2 separate regions of the Homo sapiens genome follow, and region 2 is linked to region 1. A link is a loop called in an ENCODE intact Hi-C map of the cell type or tissue named here. Cell type or tissue: endothelial cell of umbilical vein. All regions are shown on one strand.

Region 1 (8,000 bases):
TTAAGTTTAAATCTTGACTTTGCCACTTAATAGCTGTTATTATAGCTATTAAGGGGGAAGAAAATCCAAACTCTTTGAGTCCTAGTTTTCACAATTCTAATATAGGAGTAAGAATAGCTATTGTGAGGAAAGAATACAGTACATGCAAAGTGTGCAGCAGAGTACCAAGTCCATGATGGCTTTGATAGATGTTACTATTATTGCTATTGTTATTCTAAATGTTTTCAATTTTTATCCATATTGCTAAATTACCAAATAGAAAGACTATCCCTATTCACACACCTACCAACAGTGTGCTTTTGTTTTTGTTTTTGTTTTAAGACATGATCTTGCTATGTCTCCCAGGCTAGAGTGCAGTGGCATGCCTCCACCACCCGGGCTCAAGTGATCCTCCCACCTCAGCCTCCTGACTAACTGGGGTGACGAGAGCACCACTATACCTGGCTAATTTTGTTTTTAATTTTTTTGTAAAGACGGGGTCTCCCTGGGTTTCCTAGGCTGGTCTCAAACTCCTGGACTCCAGCAATCCAATTGCCTCGGCCGCCCAAAGTGCTGAGATTACAGGCCTGAGCCACCATGCTTGACCAACAGTATGAATCTGTATGTCTTTCCATTCTTGCCAACAACAGGTCTTGTGACTCTTGTTGAACTTTGCTAATTTTATAGATGGAAAATATTTTTATTTGCACTGATATGATTACTGGTACAGTTGTACATCTTTTCATAGGTTTGCTGCTCATTTATGTGTGTGTGTGTGTGTGTGTGTGTGTGTGTGTGTGTGTGACTGGTTTAAGATCTTTGTTCATTTTTCTATGGGTATATATGTTTCTATTTGATCTGTAAAAGTTGTTTATATATTAAAGATAAAAACATCCTCACCTATATATTGCTTCTTTTTAAAAAAATTCTTTACTTTTGGTAGAGACAGGCCCTGCTATGTTACTCAGGCTGGTCTTGAACTCCTGGCCTCAAGCAATCCTCCTGCCTTGGCCTCCCAAAGTGCTGGGGTTACAGGTGTGAGCCACCGCACCTGGCTTATGTGTTGCGTCTTTGTTACGTGAACTTTGGATATAAAAGCACTTCCCTGATATTTCACTGTAAAAATAAACTAAAGATGAAGTCTTTACTGATATACATTGCAGTGGTTTTTGTTATTGACAGTTTTGTTTGTACATTTCATGTGAAAAGAGCATAGGAATTATCTTTCTAGGTCAGGTCCCATCTCGCCTAACCAGTGCAAAATTCTGTTACTAACGAGTGACCTGGAGAACATGATAAAAAACAAGAAATCATGTTTATCAGAATAATACTTAAAATCAATTAGGATCTGCTCAGTTTACAGGAAGATTTACTATAGTTTAGTCTTTCACTGGTTATGAAATAAATTCACCCAAAGCCTTTTAAAATCAGTTTTTTGCCTCTGTTTAGTGGCTTTACTTATATTTTAAGAAAGTTTCCAGAATGCCCCTTCAACTTTCTATTTTCCAGATCTACCATCTTGGTCCATATTCATCTTATCCATACCATTCATGATTTGATAGATTTTTACTTTCTAGGCCAAAGAGTCCTAATCTTTCACTTTGTCCTTATATGTCAATTCCTCCTCACTCCCTCCTACTTCTCTGATCATTTTATAATAAATTGGCACCACAATAATGAAATTTACTGAGAAAACCAGATTTTGAGATGCTGCCATAACTAATGAAGTCAGAGAAATGATGAAAAGGGCTTTAATGAGGTTTGAAATACAGTTAGAATATTACAGATAGAAAATCAATTTGGAAAATGCTGTCAGCTTCATCCATGAAGAAAAAATTATTTAAACACACACATCTAAAGGACAGGAGTAACTATGAAGGCAATGAAGAACTGAGAATTGTTTTATAATTGAGAAAAACTCATTCTTTTTTATCTATCTATCTGCCTGTCTACCATATATAAAATTTTGTTATGATTAAAAGTCTAACTGGGTAGATGTACAAATACCTTGGATATTCAAATTCTGGAAGGCCTAGCAAATAATTAAGCATTTAATTATTTTAACTAACTCTTAATGCTATATAATCTTGGAGGCAGAAGGAAGAGTTTTTTTTTTTTGGCTCCCTTGCAATACCACTTACAAGATGATGCCTAATTTTGCTCATCCCATAGAATGTATTTTATATTCTTCAAGAGAAAAACTGAATTTGTGGATCCAAGACTAGCAGGTATTTTGGAGAAAAAAGGATATCTTTTCCATAAAGCCATTTTTGACAAGTACTGTAAAGCATTTGCATAGCAAAGAGAGATTACTGTTTAAATAGATTATATCAGATCATAGAACAATTGGGAGCTGTACTTCTCTTAAAGTAACTTATAAGATCTGGAAAACTACTTCCAGTCTGGGTTAGTTAAGCATTCAGTAGATTCTCAGTTCTTAATCATTGAAAATTAAATAAAAGCTACAGCCTTTCTTTCTAAAACAAAACAAACAAAATTAAAAAACCAAGAAAATCCATATACAATTATAGAATTTTATAGAATTTTCAATGTAAGTTTCTATAAATTATTGGGATCTCAGGTCCCTAGGCTAAGGAACTCTTGGCTCTAGAGCAATTTTGGTTATATTTCTGTGTTTTTTAAAATTTTGCTTTTAAGCCTATCGCTGAATACCTAATATATAAACCAATCTCCTGCTTTAGCTTAGGCACTCCATCTATTTATTTTGGACCATATTAGACTGACAGTTCCATGTCCTCATCTATAAGCTCTTCATTGGTACTTTGCATGGGAAAGCCTTGCCATGTCCTGAAAGCTGATCTCCACACTCTGCTATGAACAACTCAAATGGAGCGTGCTGTTTAATTATATTGGAGACCTAAGGATTTGCCAGAACATTCTTGCCAATTTGACATATAAGAAGCCAACCACCAGCCATCTGCTCAATGCCTAGTTCCTAGGATCCTTCCTTAAGAGTTTATTGTGCGTGGCCAGGCGCAGTGGCTCACTTCTGTGATCCCAGCACTTTAGGAGGCAGAGGCGGGAGGATCACCTAAGGTCAGGAGTTTGAGACCGGGCTGGCCAACATGGTGAAACCCCATCTCTACTAAAAATACAAAAATTAGCTGGGCGTGGTGGTGGGTGCCTGTAATCCCAGCTACTTGGGAGGCTGAGGCAGGAGAATCACTTGAATCAGGGAGGTGGAGGTTGCAGTGAGCTGAGATCACACCACTGCACTCCAGCCTGGGCAACAGAGTGAGACTACATCTGAAAAAACAAAACAAACAACAACAACAACAAAAAAGTGTTTACTGTGTGATTCTGGTCTCTCATATATAAACCTGACTTATTTTAGTGATGGGATCTTTCCTACCCCTCACTTTATCTTTTCAGAGTCCCAGGATATCTCATTGTACATAGAAGTCAAGCTATGGCAAGTGAGGCTGAAAGTATACCTGAGAAAAGTCAACTTTCCAACTCTAATCCTCTTTCACAATATTTAAGCAGTTTTATTGAGGTATAATTGATATACAAATAACTGCATATATTTAATGTGTACAATTTTATGAGTTTGAACATTGAAAACACCCATGATACCATCACCACAATCAAGTTAACGGACACATGCAATATTTCTCAGTGTTTCCTTGTATCCCATTGTTGCTCTTTGTAATAAGAACATGTAACATGAGATCTACGCTCTTTACAAATTCTGAAGTACACAATACTGTATTATCAAGCATAGGCATTATGTTGTACAAAAGATTTCTAGAACTTTAGCAGATAATTAAAACTTTATATACACTGAACAACCATTTCCCCCACATTCCAGAAGTTTCATTATTAAAGGGGGAAAAGGTGACTTCTGAGAGTAACAAATACGTATTTATTCAAATCCAGATACAGCATATTCTAAAATTGAAGATAATCTTTAAACAAACAGCTACTGTGCCAGACTATTAACTGCCTACTTTATAGCCATTCCCACCCTCTTATATGTTAACAGAACCCTGTTTTCTTTGGGACAACAATATGCCCAATCTAGGATATGACTCACTGTTAGTCTAGTTAGTCTAAACCAGTCACATTTCCAAGTAATATGTGCCTCAAATACATGACAGATAGCCGAGATATTGATTCCCCTTAACTCTCAGGGCAGAAGGACTGGGCCTAGATTAGCAGAAGCATTCTGTTCACCCTCAGGATGTACAACAAATGTTATCATTTCCTACACGTGCCATAAAGGGAAAAACGTCAGTCAGGAAGCACGTTTCTAAGCCAAATTCTGTTCCCTTGGATAGATACTCAATTTCTCTCCTCTCCTTACAGCTAGCAGTAATCCAGTTCTGGCCAATGCAACATTAGGGAAAGTCAGCTGAGAGCCTCCTGGAAATGCTTGTTCTAACATATAAAAGGACAGAAATAACAGGATAGCATATCAGCGGTGCCTTTTCCCTTTCTTCCTACCTCGAACAAAAATACAATGCCTAAAACCTCAACAGCCATCTCACTACCATGAAGTAACAAAGCATGAGGATAAAAGACCAACAGCTAGCCAGGCACGGTGGCTCACAGCTATGATCTTAGCATTTTGGGAGGATGAGGCAGGCAGATTGCCTGAGCTCAGGAGTTTGAGACCACCCTGGGGGCAACATGGTGAAACTCTGTCTCTACTAAAATACAAAAAATTAGCTGGGCGTGGTGGTGCACACCTATAGTCCCGGCTACTTGGGAGGGTGAGACACAAGAACTGCTTGAACCCTGGAGTGACAGAGCAAGACTGTGTCTCAAAAAACAAAACAAAACAAAACAAAACAAAAAAAATACCAACAGCTAAGAATAATGGAGCAGAGAGATGGAAAGAGCTTGAGACTTTATATTGTTGAACATCAGACTCAAGGCCAACAACTGACTACTTCGAAAATGGGAAGTAGACAATTGTTGATCTTGGGCCTGATGTTCAACAATATAAAGTTGACTGGTGGACACTAATGGAGGGAATATTTTAAGTCAATTTTTTTTCTCTGAAGCATCCTTTAATTCTCAGCTTTGTAGGAATATCAACCCTCTTGTTCTCAGATTATCTAATGCTTTATTATCTATTAATATCTATACCACTTTAAGCCTTAGTGGGGTGACATCAGCTTTAATGTTAATCATTTCTATTGCATTCTTCATGGCTCAGAATTTCAGCCTCCTAGAAATTTCAACATATTATGGCAGTACTGGTTGTTAATCCAGCAGCTAAGTGGAAATTCCAAGAGGCATAGTAAATTCACACATTCAAGGGTTATAGTTATTAAAAAACAAAAACTCTGAACCGAAAATGGGGGAACAAATATATTTCAGATATTCTGAAAGGTAATTTAACTTTGTTTGCAATATATAGGAAACATAGAAGGAGAAATTTTTTAATGGGTATGTATAGGCAAAGGCTTGGGAATACTTAGGTACTCTCAAGCTATCTATAAACATAGAAGTCAAAAACATCAACCAGTGTTTCTCAGTAAATAAAAAGCACACTCCAAAAAAAATGCAACTTTGGAAATCTCTTCTAAAAAGTAAGTGCAATAACACTTTTGCTTCCAAATAGAAAAAAAATGCTATTGAATATGGCACATCAAAAAAAAAAAAAGCCACACTGTCAAACTCAAAAAAGTACATATTGTATGATTCAATGTATAGGGTGTTCTGGAAAAGGCAAAACTAAAGGGATAAAAAAACAGATCAGTGGTTGCCAAGGGCTGGGAGGGAGGGGGATAGAGGCATTGCCTACAAAAGGGCACAGGGAAACTTTGGGGGTGATGGAATGTTCTACATCTTGATTATAGTGGTCATTATATATTAAACAATTATCAAAACTTACAGAACTGTATACTAAAAAAGGATGAATTTTACTCTATGTAAATTATACCTTAATTTTAAAATCGGGGAATAGCACATCTGTGAACTGATAAGAACCAAGAGTTATTTTATGCTGGGTTAAGCCATGCTGTGGTAACTAATCAAGAACGTGAGAAATAGAGCCGTTGTCCTATATATTACATAAATTTTTAAGCTATAAATGTATATGGTAGAATTAATGCTGTGTTGGATAGTTATGTGTTTACTTTTAATGGGATCAATTTCATAACTGAGTTAGCAAATTATTTGGCTTAATTTACTAGTAAGTGATCACAAAAAGTGATATCCTTTGCTGTGGAAATAAGCAATTAATCTTAACATTTCATAGCATAATTGTACCTTCCAATGGGAAGGAGACACACATGATATATTCAATAATGATAAATTGCAGATGTTAATAGTTTACTTAGTTTTTAAGGACATTTAATAATCACAAAGTATCTCTCACACATTATATCATCTGATTCTCACAGTAATCCAACAAGGTTAGAAAGGTAAGGTAGTATTATTTTTCTCCACTATATAGATGAGAACATAGAGGCCTAATAAGTTAGATGATTTGTCTACAGTTCTAACATTAGTATTAATAGTCAGGAAATAAACTAAGATATTCTGATCCCAAATCTAATAATTTCCTCCCTATATCAGTCTGCCAATTAAAGACAATATATCTCAAAACTCTTCCCCAAATCTCAAACTACAAAGCCAACTAAAACTGACAAAAAGTCTATATCAACACTCAAATGCAGCTCTACAGCTTTTAAAATGGTCCTATTAAATTAAAATGAGAATATAGCACAGGCAGGATTTTAGGCAAGGAAAGCTACTGCTCTAATAAAAAGGAAAGTAGACACACATAGACTTCCTACAATGAGCCAGGCCGACTGTTTTAAATTTAATATCACAAAGATCCCTAAGAATAGGTATTATTATTATCCTCATTTTACATTTAGAGAAATTTGGATCAAGGCTAATAAGTTGTCCAAAGTTACCTAGTTTATCAAGGATGGATAAACTAGCATTCATCCAAGCATGGATTACAATCCAAGCCTGTTGGATTCTGAAGCCCTTTGTCCTAAGAGCCAAAAGAAAAATATTTTAAACCTACACACTTGTACATTGAGTCAAAATTTCAGTAGTTCCATAACCTTGAATCTTAATGAAGATTGTTTTAAAAGATCTTTTAAGGCATATCTTGTTCATAGTTTCTTCACCTTTATTTATGTATTTATTTTGAGACAGAGTCTTGCTCTGTCACCCAGGCTGGAGTGCAATGGCATGATCTCGGCTCACTGCAACCTCCGCCTCTCCAGTTCAAGCAATTCTCCTGCCTCAACCTCCCGAGTAATTGGAATTACATGAGCCACCACGCCTGGCTAATTTTTGTACTGTTTTTTTTAGTAAAGATGGGGTTTCACCATTTTGGCCAGGCTGGTTTCGAACTCCTGACTCAGATGATTCACCTGCTCTGGACTCCCAAAGTACTGGGATTACAGGTGTAAGCCACCTTGCCCGGCCTTCTTCACCTTTAAAATGAGGATTGCTTCTGTTTTCCTTTTAAATATGTGTCAAACTTCCTTAAGTGTCTTGAAGTCATCTGAGTTTCCCAAAAGCAGGTATTTTTATACTCATGTCAACCTCTACAGACCACCGTGGTGCCCTATAGCAAAGTCAGCCAGACTATGAGATGGAAAAACAAAATGAGCCAAATAAGACAAGAAATAATTCCAGGAATTGTGACATTTCCCTTAAAATAAGACTCTGCTTTAAAATTCCATATTAAATATTTTTAAATATCTGTTTTGTCTTTAAATAAAATACTCAGGACTTTTGAATTATAAGACAGAAGGAATGGCTTATTTTTTAAACTCTTCTAACCCATACAATTAATACTAATGTTTGAAGGAGGTGTATGCTAATTAATACTAATGTTTACAATTAGTATTAATGTAGTATTAGTGTTACTAATGTATACAATTAATACTAATGTTTGAAGGAGAGTAATGTACATATAGGCACTTGAAAAATAATTCATGGTGAGGGTGATAGCAATGATGATTAAATAGCTACTTTCACATTCGTCTTTAGTGTTTTCATTATATTAAAAGTGAAGAAGA
Region 2 (8,000 bases), 69 kb after region 1:
CAGACCCTGGTGGAAGCTGCCTTATCACCTGCCTATCAACCTGTGGCAGCTAGAGCTAGCTCAACAGCACCAGCTCCTGCCAAGCAGTGGTGCCCAATTACTTTACTACAAAAGACAGAAATCCATTTTTCTATGTCTGTTTAATGTACCCAATGCATTTCCTTATTTATGATTTGAATCTACATTTCTGCATCGTTTCCAGAGGATTGACTTATTGCCTTTTAACTTTTTAAAGTCTAGTTGTCTAAAGGCCATTCTGCAGCAGTAGGTAGGAATGAGACTGAAATGTGAATTTCAAATATAAAAGCCCAAGTTGGTAAAAAGCAAACCACTTGGTCACCGGTTGTCTAAAGATTCCTCAATCAATATAGAGGACTAGAAGTGTAAGGAAGATCTGAAAGGCAGTTATCACTATTTCCTCATGGGGATAAAAGTGAGGGTACTCCTATACTAATGTCTCTTTTAAATGTAGTTTTTAATTCTAATCCAAGCACATCCTAAGGTTCCCATAAAGCAGAAACCTTTGTGCATGCTGATTCCAATAAGAAAAGTTGTGGACAGATTACTACAACCGGCTGACGGTATAATCAAAAAAGACATGTCAAAATTATTTTGTTTAATCTCAAATGATTATTGAAAACAGTTTTTTTTAAAAAAGGCTGACCCACTGACATGCTTTTTACTGTTTGCATGTATGACATATATGTTTTATTTTAATGCTGCTTAGTTCCTAGAATGTTTTATCTGTGTGTGATTTTCTTTCCAAGCTACAATATATATCAAGTAAGGAAAAGCTGAAGGGTATATTCCACTGAAAATTTCTATTTACCACGTTACATAAGATCATCTTTAAAACACCTTAACAGATGTTTGAAATCATAATTCATTTCAGTGAATTAAATATAGTCTCATTCCTTGAAATTTCCCCTTAAAAAGGTTGCAAAGAAGGGGTATAATTTGACATTTAATTTAACAGGAAAAAGTGCTTTTAGAAGTATTCTAAATAATGCTATTTAAAAGAGCATGAGACTACCAATTTGGCTAGGGAAACATTTTCTACTAATCAAGTATTTTAAAAAAAAATGAGTTTCTAGAAATCTTACATTTTTTTTACTGGTATTTTAATAAAAAAATGGATCCTGCAGTCAAACAAAAGTACATTTTCCTAACATTTCTTTGAATTTTAAATGTTAGGGAATCAACACTATTATTTATAGCAACCAACCTGATATACTTTATATACATTCTAATAATTAACCAAAATTAAGTATCAAGGGCTATGGCACTGATTTTCACTGGCACAGTTATCTCTGTTACCTTAACAGTTTTTGCAACACATTAAAGAGGTGAGCTTGACCATTCTGCAACTTCTCAGTTCTTTGGATTACTCCCATACATGCCAGAGAGGGTTTTATATAAAGTAAATATCCTCCTTATGTTGAAGAAAGTTGTTCTTTACTAAACAACCTGAGGAAAAGTCAAATAAAAGAGAAAAAAAAAAAACTAGAAGAATTTTTCCTTCCATAAGTAAATCCTGAGCTATTTAATAGTCTCTAAACAATACACAACAATATATTGTTGATGAAAGTATAAATACAAAATACTAAACTCCATTTTAAATATTAATGCTTACATATGTGTTAAACAACAAAATTATACACATCCCTTCTTGATCTTTTGGGGATTCCAGGGACTCTTTATTCTTCAAGAATTCTTACATTTTGACAAAATGTAATGCATCTTCCAAGTCATTAAGTATAGAAACTTGACTTTTGATTAACAAACAATCAACAGCAGCCATGTGGTGACAGGATAAATAGTGGCCAGACTTTACCACTTTTTAAATTCCTTAAAGAGGTACATTTCCACTCTAGGGTAAACAAAAGAAAAGCATGTATATGAAATAGAAATCTAGTTATGCCATCACTAAGAACTTGATTTTATCTTAAATAGCAACTTATGCAGCTAGAATAATTTGGTCTCTAAAGGGTGGTAAAGAAGGCAATAAGGACAGAATTATAGTATGATTTCCAGCATTAGCAATTCAACTTTGGATAAGCTTAAAATTTATAAAACTTATAAAATTTACAAAAGTAAAGATAAATGAAGAAAGTGTTATTTAAAAATTTAAGTGAGAGTAAATACAAATAGAAAATCATGTGAAAGAAACATATTTATGTTTACGTGTGATATACTAATTTTAAAATGTGCCTCCCAACCCCCAACAGCTGTTTCTATAGGCTGCACATTCCTATATTTGAAATAAGCCACATCTTCATTTTGATAGTACCAGAGCATTCCCTTCCCTCCAGAGAATTACCTAGAAAGGACCTTCCTTTTCCAATGAAAACCATTTGATTCCTAAGAACTTTATCTACCCAGTTCAATCTGGTGGTATAGCTATGGCTTCAGAGATGGTTTGCAGCTAGTATTTTTTGACATTTCTGCCAAGGATAAGATTAAGTATGAGATATCGAAATTACACGTTAAAATAGATGCCATTTTACTTTGTTTCTTCCTGAATAGCCCTTCAGCTGTAGAGGCACATACATTTTTCCCCAGGCAAAATCCCCAGGCTAAAATAACTGAGCCTCATATCTTCAGGAAACCCAGCTTCCCAAACATTATTCTTAGGTATCTGATTATCTATCAGCTGTAGTTTCATTTTGTATTTAATCATGTAAATCTTACTTGAAAAAAAGAAAAATAATCCACTTAAAACGTTTCCTGTCAACCACTCATATTAATCAATGGCAATACTTAATTTTCTATTATAGCTTTTTAAAATGTTGATCTTTATTTTAGCAACAGAGTTAGAAGTCACAAGGATTCATGAACTGATCATTTTTGTTCCCCAAACATCCTTGCCTTCCACGATTGCCCTTCTTGAGCAACATGCTACGCACTGGAGAAAGGACACTCCCATTTGCCAAGATCTAATACTATCACTTTGCAACCTCAGCCTCTTGGACAACTTAAGCGTCAAAGACCACCATTCTAAACAGTAACAGATGTTTCAAAGCTATTACTCCAAACCTCAGGTGAAGATAAATATAACTTTAAATGAAAACTACAGAAATTGATCAAACAAGTAAAAAAAATAAATACCTCAAAAAACCTTTCAATCCATCACGAACTAAAAAGATTTTAAGACTGTATACACAACCTTGAAGCTTTTAAAATTAAGAGAAATTAAACCGCATATTAAATCTTCACATTCTAACAAAGCCAACTGAATTTATATTGCAAGCACATATTTTATCATAAAAAGTTTACAGATGACTACCTCAACACCCATGCAAGTACTAAATCATTATGCATTAAGCTGCTAAAGGTGTTTTTAGAAAGAGATCTGAATTGCCTGCCTTTACAGTTTACCTCTTATTTCAAATCAGAACGCTTCCTGAAAAGCTACAGATAGGAGATAGGATGAAGAAACAGAATTAACACCTAAAAGATGAAGAAAACTAAATAAAACATGAGAAGGTAGAGGAGGAGGCAATGTAAAAAGAAATCTATGAATGAGGAAGGTAGAGTAAGTAAAGAGTAGCAACCAGAAAACTAACACTCTTCACCTCCTTAAATTTGATAATACCTATTTTTTAAAGCACAATTAAACACTTCTCTGTAGAGTGTTGTGGAAGATACGCTGCACAAAGAGATGATAGGTGCAGTAATGGCCCATGAGGTAAATAAGGCGGAGGCGAGAGGCAGGGCACCAATGGCCAATGCAAAATAAATACATTAAGAAGTAAGTGGTCAGCAGTATTGACAACTTCTGAAAGACAAAACGAGGCGTTACCTTTCAGTCTTCTCTTTAGCAAATGCCCGTTTAAATTGTGTGTGTGTTGGTGTGTGTGTGCATGTGCATGTGTCTTGGGGTGAACGGTAAAGGGGAGGCACATGTGGAGTTACCTGAAGAGGAGAAACGTAAACAGCACCCTGAGCCACAGTCTAGTGGGATGCTGGATCTCCTTTCTTTTGGACTTTAGTTCTAGAACTATGACTTGCATTGCCTCAGATCAAATCTTACTATTAAAAAACTTCAAGGAATTGATGGAATTATGGTTTTCTCTAATATTACTTGCTTAAAGTAATCCATTACTTAGGGCTTAGGAATATTTATGGTAAAGTGACCATCACTGACTCAACTTACATTCAAAACAGGAAGACAGTTAACTAGACTGGTTTAGTGATAGCAAATGGTGTTGTTCACAGTGGGGGAAGCCAGTAGCAGAAACACAGGTGTAAAGAGTGAAAAACACAGATCACCCTTTGTCACTGAAGTAACAACAAATTCTGCTCTGAAAAAAAAAAAATACAGTTGTTTCTCCAGTTCTTTGTACAATAAGCCAGTTTTATTCTTGCTTCAATACTTAAATCTAGAAACAAAGATATAAATCAATTAATCCTTATAAACTGCTCCTAGGAGCTTCATTTTCCTCAAGGAATTAAAAGAAGCCTTGACCACTACACAAAGAATATGAAATCTCTGCACTAAATTGCTAACACATATCTCCAATTAGATTTAAAGACATTTTTACAGCTTTTATGCCAAGTTTATATTACTAGATGCTAAAGAATGCGTTGTAGCGCTTAAAAGCTCTAAAGCTGACTAATCATGCTCTTGATAACAATGGTTTATGATTACATCTCAGGAAAAGCAAGAATAAGGCTTTTACACACTTTTGTTGTTACATGATAATGTTAAACAGAAACAAAAACAAGTAGCAAAGTCAACCAAAATCTTTTGTTTTCTTTTCTGATACTCTCATCTAGAGGCTAAAAACTCAAAAGTTATAATTAGAGTTTTACTCATCCCTTGCATAAATTCAGCTGAAAGTTTTTAGGGGCTCTAGAATTAAGAATAACCTAAAATAGCAAATGCATTTGTATTTTCCAATTTTGTACATGTCTAAGTAATGCAAGATTATATCATAAAAGCAAACAGGTAAAGGATAACAAGAATTTTTAATTAGCATTTCATTAGTAATACCAATGTGAAAAGAAAGAGGTCAACTATTAATAAGATACAGATTTCCCACCACTGGGATTTATTCTGAATTCATTTTAGGAACAGGAAGCTGTGATCTAAAAATCACCACTCTAAAACAGATAAAAGTTGAAATACTTGTGCTTAAAAAAGATTAGGAATTTAAGAATAGCTTTTTGTACATACAAACCATGTAGTTCCTAACTATTGATGTATAATTTTAACTTAGAACCATAATGCCCATTCATTTCATGATAAATGATAACACACTTGATAGCGTATCTATTTGGGAGAAGAATAATGGCTTAGAGATTTCAATCAAGCACGAGAGTACCTTTTCATTTCTCTTTTTTGGTGTGTGCACTTAATACTGCACAAAAGAAAACATATCAAAACAGAAATATACTCACTAAAATTTAAGGTTATTCCAACAAAAGGGTTAATTAGAGAAACAAATTTTCTCAGACTGTTAATAATGGGAATGACACATACTATGTGCCCATAAGTAATTCTCAGGTATCTTTGATCTTCAGCCCCACGCGGTTTCTGTTGCCTACCATAGCCTGGCCTCTGGGACTCTCTCAGAACCAGACATCTGGCTACTTTGTTGTTTTAGACTAATCTCCTCCCAGGAGAGCTCAAGAAATGACACCAGGCAAGGAGGGTCCTGGCAAGGGAAAAAACATTACAGTATTAGCAGATTTCTTTTTGAGTGGACGAGAGTATCAAAATTGTTTTCAAATTTCTACAGGGGTCTTAGGAGCTCTTCTGTTCTGTGGTTTTACTGTGGCAAAATTTAAATAGGATGTACATATTATACCTTTAAGGCCCATCAATCATCTTTAAGAATTCACTGAATGTTAATCATAGAATATTACAATATGTAGCAGAAAGTTGTGGGGAAAAATACAAATCAGATTAATTCCTCACCCATCTGTTGGGGTTGGGTGATGACTGATAAAACAAAGATTTTAATTGTCAGCTGAAGGGTTACACCAAAATTGTGGGACAATGTCTAAGATTTGTAAATACAGTTGCATGCTTCCCATTATGCCAAATCCCTATCCTATTTCTTCTAGCTGGGATTTTTGAAAGATTCATAGCTACTAATCTACTAAAAAGGTTTTATTAAAGTGGGCTTCTGTAAAGTGCCTCTGAGGAAACCGAGAAAGAGCAAGAAGAAATGATATGAGCTTTAGAAATAAAAATAAAACACTGATGTCAAGGACAAAGTGTTATATTCATAGTCACAATATCACCAACATTTTTCCCAAGAAAACAAAAATAATCATCAACATCTAAGTATCATTTTAGGCATTAATGTTCAATCTCAAAAATCTACATGGTTTGAATAAGAAAAAAATTGCCATTTGTTATACAAATAGAATATAAGCCAAGTGGAAAACAGCTTAATTTGTGAACTTTGATATTTTATCCTAAAATATCACATTTTACCTGTTTCTAACATATAATTACAGATTTGGATAATGTATAAAATCAAATGTTACCCTGCAATATGATATTTATATTGTTTTACAGGATGATAGAAAACTCACCAGATTGCCAAAATACCCAACGCACTCATCTCTGATCTATTATTAAGAGAAATTGGGCATTTTAGGTTTCAATTATCTTCGTAATAATCAAAGCATATAGCTATATTGTGACTTCAGCTTTGTACTATATTTCGTAGGTTAGCAATTCTAATACCCTACTTTATCATAACACTACCTACTCTGTTCATATCCATTATAATTAAAACAGATGAAAATGTTCAGAAGATAAATATAAAAAAGATAATCTTAGGTAATCATAATTCATTTATGATTAATTTCCCAAGTAAATACAAAAGAATTGTGTTACAATGGAATAAGCCAGTTATAATGGGACAATATTGTATGATTCTATTTATATGAGGTTTCTAGAATAGTCAAATTCATAGAGACAAAAAGTAGACTGGTAGTTGCCAGAGGGTGGGGGAAGGGAGTATGGAGACCAGTTGTTTAATGAATGGGTATACAGTTTCAGCTTAGGAAGATGAAAAAGTTACAGAGATGGATGATGGTGGTTACACAACAATATGAATATACTTGATGCCACTGAACTGTATACTTAAAAATTATTTTACCACAATTCAAAAAAATTGTTAGAAAAATGATATAAAAACCCAAAGACAATAAAAATTCCAATATCTTTTGTTTAGACTGTTGCCCTTTGACCAAAGATGCACAAAGTTTATGAGAAGCATTATACCACATGTTAATGTATACATTCAACATTCAAAAAACATTCAACATTCAAAAAACAAACAAAAAAAGCAGAATATCTGTCTCGGAATATTTTAACAAAATAGATTCCAGAAAGAATGTTTTCAAAAATTCCCCTAGATGTCTGACTTTTGTACATAGTATAAGGCATACTGCAGCTAAATAACAAAACTATTCTTAATATTAATGTGTATTTCTAAAAGAATCCAAAGGTTAGAAAATTCAAAACAACTAGATTTTTTATAATACCACATTGTTGTTATTAATATAACTATTAAGTTATATTAGACTCAAAAAGTAATTCAGCTCTTCAGTAATTCAATACCTACTAGATATCACATTATTTTAAATTATATTCAGTGTAGTTCCAATGTTAAATGTCCTTTATTATATTCTACTATTTGAAAATTATAACCTTATATATTTTATATAAATTGTGCTTCAGTTTGCTGTATTTAAAAAATTACCCCCAAATAACAGTAGATTATACAAAGAGATGCTCATTTCTCTTTCGTGTAAAAGATGTCCCAAGGTAGGCAATCCAGGGCTGGCATGGCAGCTCCATAGCCAAAAGGACCCCACGTCCTATTCTTGCTGCTCCATTGTCATTAGCAGGCATCTCATGAGCCAAGAATGCTCCTCAAGCTCTAATCAAATCAACATTCCAGTAAGCAGAAAGATGAAGAAAAAATGAAGGCTGGTATATAATACCAGCCTTAGTATATAAAATACTTTTATTT

Evidence for each region. A loop is a pair of places that touch in the nucleus more often than their neighbours do. Peaks named below come from ENCODE experiments on the same cell type or tissue, not always from the same donor. Only the 100,000 strongest peaks of a DNase experiment are listed, where the experiment ranks them.
Region 2: a loop joins it to region 1, with 5 times the contacts of the local background. A loop is called at or near these places in 2 of 110 quality-filtered maps.

Annotation. Positions count from the first base shown.
Region 1 is chr4:146,403,734-146,411,733 of GRCh38, forward strand. All of the region lies in intron 5 of SLC10A7 (solute carrier family 10 member 7), which reads right to left. MIR7849 (microRNA 7849) reads left to right here and starts at 4,850; the gene lies at 4,850-4,955. In endothelial cell of umbilical vein, no CTCF peak of the experiment used is centred here; a DNase peak (open chromatin) is centred at 4,168; H3K27ac peaks cover 2,928 bases.
Region 2 is chr4:146,472,642-146,480,641 of GRCh38, forward strand. The region is part of intron 4 of SLC10A7 (solute carrier family 10 member 7); the gene reads right to left. Among named protein-coding and RNA genes, the nearest start is that of SLC10A7, 45 kb to the right of the region's middle. In endothelial cell of umbilical vein, no CTCF peak of the experiment used is centred here; a DNase peak (open chromatin) is centred at 4,600; H3K27ac peaks cover 1,199 bases.